3 separate regions of the Mus musculus genome follow, and regions 2 and 3 are each linked to region 1. Evidence: chromatin contacts called from ENCODE Hi-C or POLR2A ChIA-PET data. All regions are on one chromosome and are shown on one strand. The core of a region is the stretch at or near the end of the contact, and the rest is flanking DNA. Distances in the headings are between cores, read along the strand shown.

Evidence for each region. Hi-C counts contacts between places; a loop is a spot of excess contacts on that map. ChIA-PET counts read pairs that join two places held with the same protein, here RNA polymerase II (POLR2A).
Region 2: a loop to region 1 is called in a map of T-helper 2 cell, with 3 times the contacts of the local background. The contact joins the promoter of Tmem174 here to the promoter of Tmem171 in region 1. A Hi-C loop is called at or near these places in 4 of 37 maps with a recorded cell type or tissue (T-helper 1 cell, T-helper 17 cell, T-helper 2 cell and 1 more). POLR2A ChIA-PET finds 5 or more read pairs at or near these places in 1 of 5 experiments (Patski).
Region 3: POLR2A ChIA-PET joins it to region 1 with 27 read pairs in Patski. The contact joins the enhancer-like site here to the promoter of Tmem171 in region 1. POLR2A ChIA-PET finds 5 or more read pairs at or near these places in 2 of 5 experiments (Patski and embryonic stem cell).

The regions. Positions count from the first base shown.
Region 1 is chr13:98,693,212-98,697,152 of GRCm38, forward strand. It overlaps Tmem171 (transmembrane protein 171), which reads right to left and starts at 1,631. Exons shown (of 4, transcript NM_001373965.1): 1 at 1,595-1,631.
Region 2 is chr13:98,635,504-98,639,444 of GRCm38, forward strand. Tmem174 (transmembrane protein 174) reads right to left here and starts at 1,907. Exons shown (of 2, transcript NM_026685.2): 1 at 1,192-1,907; 2 at 1-1,010. The coding sequence starts at 1,817. The coding sequence ends at 905.
Region 3 is chr13:98,727,535-98,731,475 of GRCm38, forward strand. Fcho2 (FCH domain only 2) reads right to left here. Exons shown (of 26, transcript NM_172591.3): 23 at 3,243-3,442; 24 at 2,655-2,719. Among named protein-coding and RNA genes, the nearest start is that of Gm9465, 11 kb to the left of the region's middle. Within about 2 kb of position 1,943, at least 1 of the 3 ENCODE cell types and tissues checked has a DNase peak (open chromatin) inside an H3K27ac peak, as active enhancers do.

The sequences.
Region 1 (3,941 bases), core at 381-2,880:
ATTTCCCACTCTATTGTAAGGCTCCCTCAGCACATGATCCAATGTCAGCAGTTTCGATAAAACAAAAAGATGGTTCGAAAAGACAGTGGGTTTGTGGACTTTTACTTTAATTCTGTCAAAATGTGATCCTTGTGGTTTCAAGAAGCAAACCCCGAGGCTGCCCGGACACCCCGCCCCTACTGGCAGCTCAGTTTCAGGACACTGGCATGACCTGAGAGGATCTGACCCAACAGGTGACGTCTAGCCCCATCGCCAAGGCGGACAGTGTCCTCAGGTAGGCGGACAGGTGGCAAGTGGCCGTCAGGCACCCTCCTCCACAGTGCCACCTACTTCCACAGAGGCCTAGACACAGTAAACAGAGAGTAGTTACAAAGCACAGAAGGCTAACAAAACTTGCTGGGAAACCAAAAGTGGAACTAAGTGAAAAAGCACCTTCCACGAGTCGACACAAGGTCACGGTGGCACACACCATTAATGGGAGACAGTGGTAGGAGGATCTCTAAGCTTGAGGCCAGCCTGATCTACAGAGTGAGTTCCAAGACAGCCAGAGCTACGTAATAGAGAGACCCTGTCTCAAAATAAAACAAAAACAAAAGAGTATTATTACCTGACCTCGCAAGCAATGGTTAAAGGGCATGCTGGTTCACACAGCACTGATCTTTGAACCATTGACCTTGCCTCAGTCTGGTAAATGGGAGTACAAGACCTCACTGTAGCTCTCACGAACACAATCCAAAGTCAGGAAGGACATAGTCAAACACAGAAAACTTTCAAACATATTCTGCCATTCACATTCATGATCCTCTGACGGAGCTCACAGCTGCAAGACCAAGATCATCTTGCCAGGCTCGTGGGTAAGGAAGGTGAGTTTGGGTGATGGAAGGAGATGGGTGACATTGCTGTCCTAGGAAGTGCTTTTCCCAGGGAGAGTGTGATAGAATCAGAAGGAAGTGGAGAAAAAAAAAAGAAGAAGAAGAAGAAGAAGAAGAAGACGCAGAGGAGTGAAGGATGCATTTCTCTCAAACTTGCAAAAGCCACATTTCATGGTGATGCTAAGATGGAAGACTTAAAGCATCCTGCTAATTTAAAACACATCTTCCCCCAATCACATAATCCCACCGCTGCTTTAACTCACTGGGTTTTTTTGGTGTCTTCAGCTTTGTAGCCAGTCGCTGAGCTTCACCTGTTTTAAGGCAAATTCTCAAACACCAACACAAAAACAGTAGAAGCACCGAACTAGATTTGTACTTTCTTTCACTCCAGGACACCTACTAGAACATGTTTGTCCCTGATCCAAACTAAGGCGAGGATCGCTTCAGCGGCCCCCTTAGGTGCGCTCAAAACACGGACACCCAGGGACAACCAAATAGATGGGAAATTATATACGAAGCCGAACTTTTTCTACTCTAAACTCAGTTTCCTCACAAAGCCAAATCTGCCCTACTAAACGCTCCTTTGCATATTCCAAAAGCCAGACCCAAATCAACGGCACATCTCTTCATCCAAAGCTCTGGAGGGTTGGCAAAGCAAGGCCTGGAGAGGAGAATGTCTTTGCGGGGACTCAGGAGCAGCTGCCTTTCGGGGAGCCCCTTACCTGCGCTGCTGGTCCTGGGACTCTCCGCCACACCCCTGGCTCCACGCACACCCTCTCTGCGCGTCCGGGCGCGGAGGGCGGGCCTCCTCCGTGTGCAGAGAGCCAGGCAGAGCCCGGCTCGCGGGTGCGGCGGCCGGGCAGGGCAGGGCAGGGCTGGCCGGTAGGATCTGGCCGCCACCGGGCGCTGCCCTCCTGAGGCACCGGCGCGCCGCTCCGGAGCACAGAACTAGGGTCAGCTTCGCGGCCCTGGGACCATAAGACTTGGCAGTGCAAGCGAGGGATCGACGTGGGGGGCGGGGGGGAGGCAGATGGGCACGCTCCACCAAGTTGTGGGTGCCAGCGAGTCCAGCTGGGGCTGCGTGAAGTGGCGACACGGAGGCGGGCATCTGAGAAAGGAGCTGGTCCCTTAGCAGCCTAGGTGCAGCGCTCCGGGAGGGGGAAGGGGCCGGCTGAGGAATACCTGAGCCCCGGGGAAGAGCAACAGGGAAAGTCGGGCCACAGTCCACGACCAAGCAGCCCCCCACCCTCAACCCCCGCCATTCTGCCGCCACTGCCAGTCCGAGGGCAGGTGGCCCTTCTACTATACTACTCTGAGACCTTGACGGGAGTCCCGGGACCTAGAACCTCGCAGGTAGTTTTCTACAAGAGGATAATGGGGACCCCCAGGAGTCCCTGAAGAGTGAGGCCGGGGACCTTGTATGCTAACCATTCAACATGATAGCCTAGCTCGTAGACTGAAGCTTATACCCAGCAAGTCCTGTAGTGGGTCACCCCTGTCCCTTCCTGGTCATATATATGCATGCAGCCCTCCTTTGCCATAAAGCACCCTTCCTGGAGCTCTGGAGATTAAACTGTTAACTCTCCCTGCCCTTGAACGGAGTGTCTGATGGGTTTGCTAATCCCCATGCTATTTGTAACCTGCCCCGTGACACTTGACAACTATCCAACTGTGCTAGTTTCCACACCAGAGGTCAGGCCACTGTGAGAGGTAAGTCAAGTGTGCTCTGGACCCAAACACAGAGGCACCCAGAGCTCTGGGGACTTTCCCACCCTTGCCTTTTCTCCCTAGCTTCCTGTCTCCTTGAAAGCCCATCCATTCTTGTTAGCTTCCTGATGGATGAGTTAGGCTTGGTAAGCAGAGGCAAAGAAAGGGGTCACGGTGGGGTCAAAAAGGTTTGGGGACTGGTGGAGTGGGAAGGGTAAGATGGGGGCTCACCAGGGAAGCACATAGCCATGGGGATGTGGTGGGCACACAGGTCTAGCGGGCCAGATGTGGGCTTTCTCACAGTCAGGGTGCTCTGAGCATGGGGTCTCTAACAAGGCAGACTTACATACTGGCTAATATCAGTATCCAGCACCCAGCTGGCTCTGCAGGGAGTTCCTGCCTTCATCTTCAGCCCATGGTCCCCTATTGTGTGTCTTCAGGTCTCTGGGAAGGTTGGGGTCATAAGTGGATGGGGACCTAGCAAACCAGTTCATTAGGTGAAGGAACCGAAAGCCCCACTATATCAGCTTATACGGCGCCAACAGCCAGATGTTCTGAAAGCAACATTCTCTGAGTTCGCCTGTCACCCAGAGAACACACATGCTGTGGACTTGGAAAATGCTTTTATTACATGGTCTTGTGATGCCGGGGGAGAGACCTGTACAGACCCATAAAGGAACTGACCCAAGGACATTGCAGTTATCCGTGTCTTGGGTGGGGATATCTTGGTCAAAGTGTCAAGATATACCAATCATGCTCTGGAAGGGCACCAAGATATGCCCAGTTCATGGGTGGTGGACTAACAGCGGCTATTGCACAACAGCGGCAAGCCCTGAGCTTTCTAAGAACTCAGGCCTTCACATAGGATTAGCCCCCTCTGACCCAGGCCTGCTAACAGCTCTGCACTGTGTTAGATGGGTTCCGTGTCCACTGCCCACCACTCTTCCCTTCCCTTTTATTTGAAAGTCAGTCTCTGGCTGAGTCCTGTGTGGGCCTGTTGATACAGCTGCCCCTCTGGTGCCACATGACTGCGGGCTCGCCACCCATGACAGACTTGAATGTCCTGGCACCAAGGACAATCAGATTAGCTTCCCCTTGGAATAGCCACTGTTTGTGTCTTTTGGAGCCAGCTTGACTATATCAAAGCCTTGGAAACTGATTATCTGTCAAGAATGGCTTCAAGGTGCTGTCTTCAGATCAGGCCTAGTCTTGGGAGAGAGGTGGGAGGGGCAGCATGATCTAAGGCTAGGACTCTTCCCCAGCCGTTAGGTGATGAGAAAACATACATCCAGATGAAACATTGAAAAACAGAATCATACTAAGATTTTAAAACTGCATGAAGCCAGGCATGATAGTGAAAGC
Region 2 (3,941 bases), core at 657-3,156, 57 kb before region 1:
TAAGCCACTCGGCTGAGCTAGTTCGTGCCTGGGAATCACAGCCTGGGGGTGGGCAGAGGGAGCAGGCGCTCACCCATGTACATTACGCCTTGAACTTCAGCCTTGCAAAGGAAAACCATCAGGAGCAGGGGTCACTGTAACTCGGTGGACAGCACATGGTGACATTCATTATCCTCCTGTTACCTCGTCCACAGTAGGATCGGCCACCCAACACTATTCTAACATGGGGCACTGTTTCATCCCACTCTACTTATTCATTTATTTCTTAATGGATTTTATTTCTTTTACAAACTCTTCAAGATCCAAAGGCTTCCAGGGAGACCAGATAACAGCCCAAGTTGTCTAAGATAAGTCACTCTGCTGCGGAAGGTTCAGCGCCGTGCAGGGAAATTTCTACCTGAGCCTGCTCTCTTCCCTGCTTGCTTGCCAGCCTCCCTTTCATCAGTCTGAGAGCTGCCATGGCTGCCGGATTTAAAACTAAGACAATCTTTCAAAACTAAGATATCCTTCAAATGGATATCGGGTGGGGGATGGGGAAATGGGTGAATTTTCCTCCTGCACTTTATGTAGAGAGGTCTTGTTTTGTTTTTGTTTTTGTTTTTGTTTTCTTCTGGCTCTAGAGATCAAACCCAAGGCACTGCGTGGGCTCCAAAATCACTCTATCACAGAGCGACTCTCCAGCTGCAGAGGGTTTCTTAGCTGAGAGAATTCAAAACCAGAGCAGAGGGGAATTTAACCAGGGCAGCTTAATTTAGCAGTCTCGGGGCACTTCTTTCCCACCTTGAATGACATCTGTAAGATCTCCTGAGCTGCTTTGACACCTAACTTCTGAAGAACACAGCGATAAACTCTCCAAGTATCACATCACAGGGCTTAAATGTCCGTCCCCTTAGCATTGCAGTCTCTAGCGAGGTAGAGCGTATATCTCCTCATACGGTGGAGGAGAGAAACATACGCAGTCCTCCTCTTCCAACTCCGTCCCTTCTAGCTGGTCAGCATCAGAGTCGGGCCTGAAACATGAGCACAAAACACAGGTCTACTTGCAAAGATCCATTGCCACCACCCTGCGGTGGCAGGCTGCGCAAAGATTCACGGTCCCCATCACCTTCCTGGAAGTCCAAACACAGCCAGAGACCATAACTGTGATGCAGAACGGGAGGGGGAAGGGGAGCAGCCCAGGGCCCGGCATACCTGTCATATCCAGTGCCCACGAAAGGAGAGAAGCCCTCACTCTCCACGAACGCAGCATTGTCTTGAGGGTAGATGGTGTAGTACTGAGGGGGACTTGGTGCGGCAGCCGCTGCTCCGCTAGGAGGTATGAGACCGCAAGGATTCATCATGGGTTGCAGGTAGGTGGCGTTCATTCCCAGGGGCTCCTGAGAACCGTAAGGAGGAGGGATATACTGCACCACGGTGGCCCCGTGGAAGGTGATGGGCTGATTGATGCCAGTGAAAACGAACGACTGTCCTCCGGAAGTCTGGTCCGAGTCCGGGACCCTCTCCTCGTTATCTGAGCACAACTGGCAGGATAGCATTTTGAATTTGCACACAGCGATCAGGATGAATGTCACTCCGACCGACAGAAGGATGGGTCCGAGGAGCTGGGTCCATTCAAAGTGGGAGACACCTTGGTATTTGATCCAGCCCATGACAGTGAAAGTGATCCCCACCAGTCCTAGAAAGATGCCTGAGAAAAGCAAAGTGGCCCCTGCCTTGTCGTCGTCGGACACCTGGATGTCGGCGGTACTGGGTGTGTACGGAGTGACAGAGAACACGTTAAGCGGGAAGTCCTCTGGGCGATTACTGCTGTGCTCCATAGCTCCTCACACGACTGTCCAACATGAGAGGAAACAGAGTGTGAGAGTGGGGAACACAGGCTCCGGTTAGTTAGAGAAGGACCTTTGGGCTTCCGTGGTTAACAGAGTATAACATACACAGGGCTGAACTTTGTTTAGAAGAATAAAGGTCCAAGAAATGAAGCCTGAAGTTTGTTTGTAGGCTTCCAGAAAGAGGAACAGTACCAATCTGCCTTTCTATTTTATGTTCATTTATCCAGGATAATGATGATGATAATGATGACGATGACAACGACAACGACAATGTTGGGAGGTGCTTTTCTATAGTCACACACGGCACTGCTCTATGGTCCCGTTTCTGTCCTACCAAAGCAAGGTGTATGCAAATGGCAGCCCTGCCTGCAATATGGAGGGAGTCCTTGGCGTATCTACCACCTGCTTGAAGCCTGACTTTGGGCTGGAATGGCTCATCAGAAATGGGTCCATACACAGGTCTTATTAACCATGCAAGGAATCTCCACTTCAGAAGATAAGTCTCTTAGGTTATTTGCTAACAGAAAACCACAGGCTAAGTCATTTACACAGAAAAGAGAGTTATTTTTTTCACAGTTCCAGAGATTTTCTGGAGCCAATATCAGCATGCTAGCATCTAGTAAAGATCTCCTTTCTGTCCCATCCCCCACCCCAATTTGATAAGAACACTACAGTCGACCAGACCTCATCTCTCTTCCTCTCAGAAAGACACTAGTGCCATCATGGGCCCCACCCTGACTACCTACCTCATCTATCCCCAATTATGTCCCAAAGGCCTGATCTTCCAATACCACTGATGCATGAGTTCAAGAGATGAGCACACACAGCTTTGGAGTCACACTCCAGCCACACCAATACTTAACCCTTAATGTCAGCTCTCCACACAACTCTGAGACCCTCCTATACCCTGGTCATGTTTTCCTAGCTCTCTGCATCTGGGGAATACCTCAGGGATGGTAAGGAGATGACACCCTGGGAACAGTTTCTGTGTGCTATGCTGCTGGCACACACCAACAGTGTGAACATTAGATGTGGCTAGATATTGCCTGGACACAGGCTTCAGGCCTTGTCTCTGGTGGCTGCACAGTTCCTAGACTCCAAGGTGAGGCAAACAGCTGACTTTCTGAACCTACCCTGTTTTGCAACCAAACCAGGCTGGTGTAAAGAAGGCAGCCTGAACACCAGTGGTATTATCTGTCTTTTATGACTGACTATACAATTTCCAAACAGACATGTGAACTTCTTCCTCCACTGAACAGTAACTCTGGTCTTATTCTTTCCTGGATAGACTTTGTCCAAGCAGCTCCCCCTCTTCGGTGGTTAAATATTACATCCGCTTCCTTCTGAAGAGGTGAAAGAGCTGCCCTTTAGTCTGAGGCAGCCTTCCTAAACTTCCTCCGATAACAAGACTCACACAGGCCACTATTTTCTTTTCCATGGGTGCTGGAGATGGAGGTGAGGCGTCCGTCACACAAGGTTAGGTAAGGGCTTTATGCTGAGCTACATCCCCAAACCTGGGCTACTTTTTAAAAGAGGAAGAGTGAAGCTTTCAGCACAAACCAACACATCTGAACTATCCAAGGAAGAAGTTCACTAAGGGCCTATGATAGTTAATCTTCACCTGCAACTTGACCAAACAGGAGAAACAGCTCTGGGTGTGTCTAGGAGGGTGTGTGCAGAAAGATTCAAATAAAGTGGGAAAATCCATCCTAAGTGTAGTGGCACAAATGAGAAAGAAAGAGAATGAGGGAGGGGGGAAGGGAGGAAGAGAGAGGGGGAGGGAGAGGGAGGGAGAGGAGAAGACAGGGAAGGAGAGAGGGGGAAGTGAGGGAGGGAGGGAGGGAGGGAGGGAGGGAGAGAGGGAGGGATGTCTCAGCAGTTAGGAGCATGTGCTATTCTTGCAGAGGACCTAGGCTTGGTTCCCGGCATCAAACAAGGCAATTCACAATCATTTGTAACTCAAGTTTCAGAAAATATGATGCCTTCTTCTGACCTTCCTGAGCATCGAGTATATACATACTACATATACATCATGCAAGCAAAACACCCACACATTTAAAAGTAATAATTCAATACATCTGTTTTTTTAAGGAAAGAGTGGGCTGAGTACCT
Region 3 (3,941 bases), core at 693-3,192, 35 kb after region 1:
GTGTGTGTGTGTGTGTGTGTGTGTGTGTGTGTGTGTGTGTCCCAAGGATCCAAGGGAACCTGGCAGGGCAGGTAGTGCGGTCCACGTGGAGCGTAAGGCAAGGTAGTAGGAACTACACACTATAGTATCCCATTCTGATTACAGTACAAGTAGGCACTCAGTGACACTAATGAATCTGATAAATGGTGTCTGAAAACACACGTTTCTACTGAACATTATATACCGCTGGGCATGCCGGGGTGCACTTTAGGCAGAACAAGGCACCGGGATGGAGAGAAACCTGTGAGAACAGACTTAAGAGAACCACACCTATACCACAGTATCTGGAGAACAGGACAAAGTGGGGAACACTTGCAGATGAGACTAGAATAGTAGCGAGGACCAGGCCACAATCAAAAGTTATGACATAACAAAGGTAACACCCAAGGGAAGACAATCTCAGACTAATGTCCTAGAAGAGAGGGGAGGCGATAGATGCAAAGTAAGGAGACCAACTGCAAGGCAATACAACATTTTATCAAGGCTCTAGGTGACAGGAAAGAGGGTCTGCAGTAGGGCCAAGGCAAAGAACACACTATTTAAAAGGAAAGAAAGGAGAAGTCTAGAAGGGTTTCTAACCTCATTTAACTTGGGTTAGGAAAAGGTTTCTCAACCAGAGTGCCATGATCCCATTGAGAGTCAAACAACTTCTCACAGGGGTCGACTATCAGACACCCTGTGTATCAGATATTTACATTATGATTCATAACAGTAGAAAAATTACAGTTATGAAGTAGCAATGAAAATAATTTTATGGTTGGGGGTCATTACAACATGAAGAAATGTATTAAAAGGTCTCAGCATTAGGAAGGTTGTTCGGGGAAGTAGACAGACTTGCTCAGTAGCAGCAGTAAGACATTTTAATCCCCCTATATAAAGTTCAACACCACAGAGAACTAGGGAATAAAGTATTGTAACTGGTCTGCCCTCCACTCTCATGCCTGGTGATGCACATCACAGTGCAGAATGTTTAACCATTATCCACAAGGCTCTGCAAGTCGTACACTTGATCAATAACTTAGCTTTGTAAAGCCGCGCGGCCAGCGCCTTCGAGGAGCAGCCCCACCCCCACCCCCACCCCCCTTAAGCTTTACAACTGTCTCCTGCTCCTGTCCTGGGCACTGAGATAAAAGAGAAACTTTGTTACAGGGTTTGAATCTAGGTCTTTCTTTGTAAAGGTTTAACTGACAACATCAAAATCACATATATAAAATTCTCCCATTTCCTCACATAGGACTTTTTTATACCTGAATAACAGTAGGAAAAGTACTAAATACGTGAAGAGAATACATGAATCTTGTTTTTGAGAGAACAAATTCCTTTTCTGGTGTATTTACAATTATCACATGCCTTTTAAATAGAGGAACAAGACATTCTCTTTTCCTTGCTGGTTGGCTGTAAGCCTAATACACAGGATTTCTGATTTACTTTCAGTCTAAGTTAAAAATTTCAGTGTGGTTTACAAAAAATTCTATGGTAGGAGAGAAGTCACTGAAGCTACTGACTAAAATGCTACCTGTAAGTACTGAACAACAGAAGGAACTTCAGACCAGCTTGGTTATCTCTCTAGAGCAAATCTGATCCTGCATAAGAGATATAAATAAAGAGACAATCCAGAGTTGCTGATGGTCCTTTGTATAGAAATACTAAAGAAGAAAAACCACTGATATTCTCAAAATATTCAAAATGAAAAAGCTGAACAAAACTGGAAGAGCTAAAGCAGTTGCTCAGTAAGAAGAATGAGTGGAGGCTAACTAAGAAGATGGGCTCTCTCTTACTAAGAGAGACCAGGATTACCTCATTATAGGGAGCTGGTTGTCATGGAAACTGTACACTAGTTTTAAAGATACAATCTGAGAGGAGATACTGGAGTGATAACTAGCCATATGGTGAACACAGACAGATGCAGTCAGTAGGAGACAATAAACTTGTTTCTCCTTAAAACTGCCACACAGCACTGAAGATTAATGTTAACTCCAAAGGAATGAACAGAAAGGCTCCCTCAGCAAGACAGACAGACAGACAAGCATTCTGTCAAAGTCATGTTTCTATGTAACTGCAGAGGGGAAAGCAAAGGCACCCCACTATCAGAATAAGCTCAATCACTTGCAATTATCTGAGCTATCTATGGGGAGAGTTCTGTTCTGTTCTGTTTTTTTAATTCTATTACTAAGCATTTCTCTTATGTAACTAGAAGCATTTATCTTGCAGTTATACAATTATGTTATTTTTCTTACAGAGAAGAATAAAAACTGATCTGAATCTCTGCTTGTACATTCTTATGTAGGGTATTAACTTCCACCTAGTGGTCAGTTCTAGAATTGAAACATGAAAATCCAAGAGGAAACTTTCCAGTGAATAAGCCTTAAAAAAAAAAGAAAAGAAAATCAAAAACAAGAACAAAAACCGAAGGCAAGATAAGATGTCTCAGCAATGCCTTACCAAGCCTCAAAACCTGAGTTCCATCCTCAGGACCCACAAAGTGGAAGAAAGAGGACTGACTACTGCAAGCTGTCCTGTGATCACACCTGCATGCACTCATACACATAATAAGTAAAGGTAGAAAAAACGGCCGGGGGCGGGGCAGCAGAGTCACAGAGGGAACACACCCTTACCTCCACTGTCTGATTTCTCCGAAATCCCAGATAATTTCCAAAAAGCTTTCATTTGCTCTGCATTCCTGTAATAAGAACAAGTATCTTCAAATTCAGTCTCTTATGTATCTAATACATGAATGGACACTCAATAAATGCACCTCAAATATTTTTATTGTAAAAACTATAGTATCTGTTCGGAAAAGGATGTAGAACTCTCTCCTCCTTCTCCAGTGCCATGCCTACCTGGAGGGCTGCCTTGATGATATGGACTGAACCTCTGAACCTGTAAGCCAGCCCTAATTTAATGTTGTCCTTTAGGAGTTGCCTTGGTCATGGCGTCTGTTCACAGCAATGGAAGCCTTAACTAGGATACTGTTCTTTAAATTCTATGCAGTCATAGCAACGGGCCTGCCACTGGCACGTGCAGGAGTTGGAGGATCTCCTCTACCTGGGTCCTCAGGTTTACTAAGGTCATCAGGTTTGCATGGCAATCACTTAACGCACTCACTATGCCACCTCAGCAGCCCAATTGTTAACTTAAGAGCTTAGAACTGTTGCAGCTGGAGACAAACAGAAATGCAAAGGATGACTGCAAAGATAGTTTACCATATTGCAGGAGGAAGGGACTGCATATTTGTGACACCTCCATCCACGGGAACCACCACCTGTATGTTGGAAAGCACACTCGGAGCGACCATAGCTTCTGGGTTGTACTTATAATCCACTCTCAGATCTGTGGTGCTGGCACTACATTTCCAGTAGGTTGCAAGATTTAGAGGAGTGGACTGAATGCCATTTGATGATACCTTTAAAAAGAATCAAGCAAATAACTGTCTTTGCCTGCAGAGTCTACAAGGCATGTTCATAACACAAACACTTAAGCCTGTGAATCTGCACAATCACAGCTGCGCAGCAAGGAGAGCGACTGTTGCTAGGAAAACACTCAGCTCAGAGGACCAGGAGGTAGGGTTACTGGTAAACTGCCATGATGCAGTACCCCAGGATCCAACTACAGGAAATCTGACTTACAACACAGTAGGGACAGCACCCAGAAACCAGCACTCTATTAAGTAATTTTTTATTATTTATTTTTATAAAGTCTAAAGCCTTTCAAAGGATTCTAAGAATCATCACTAATTATATATAAAATTATAAAAACTTAGATATACATCAGTGAGAAAAGAGGGATCCCATGTGGATCCCAAAGCCTAGAATTAATACACTTCTAACTTCCAATATTCAGTAACTTTAACCATAGTGAATGGCATGATTCCTCCTGACTCTCCAGCTTCTTTCTCAACGGGC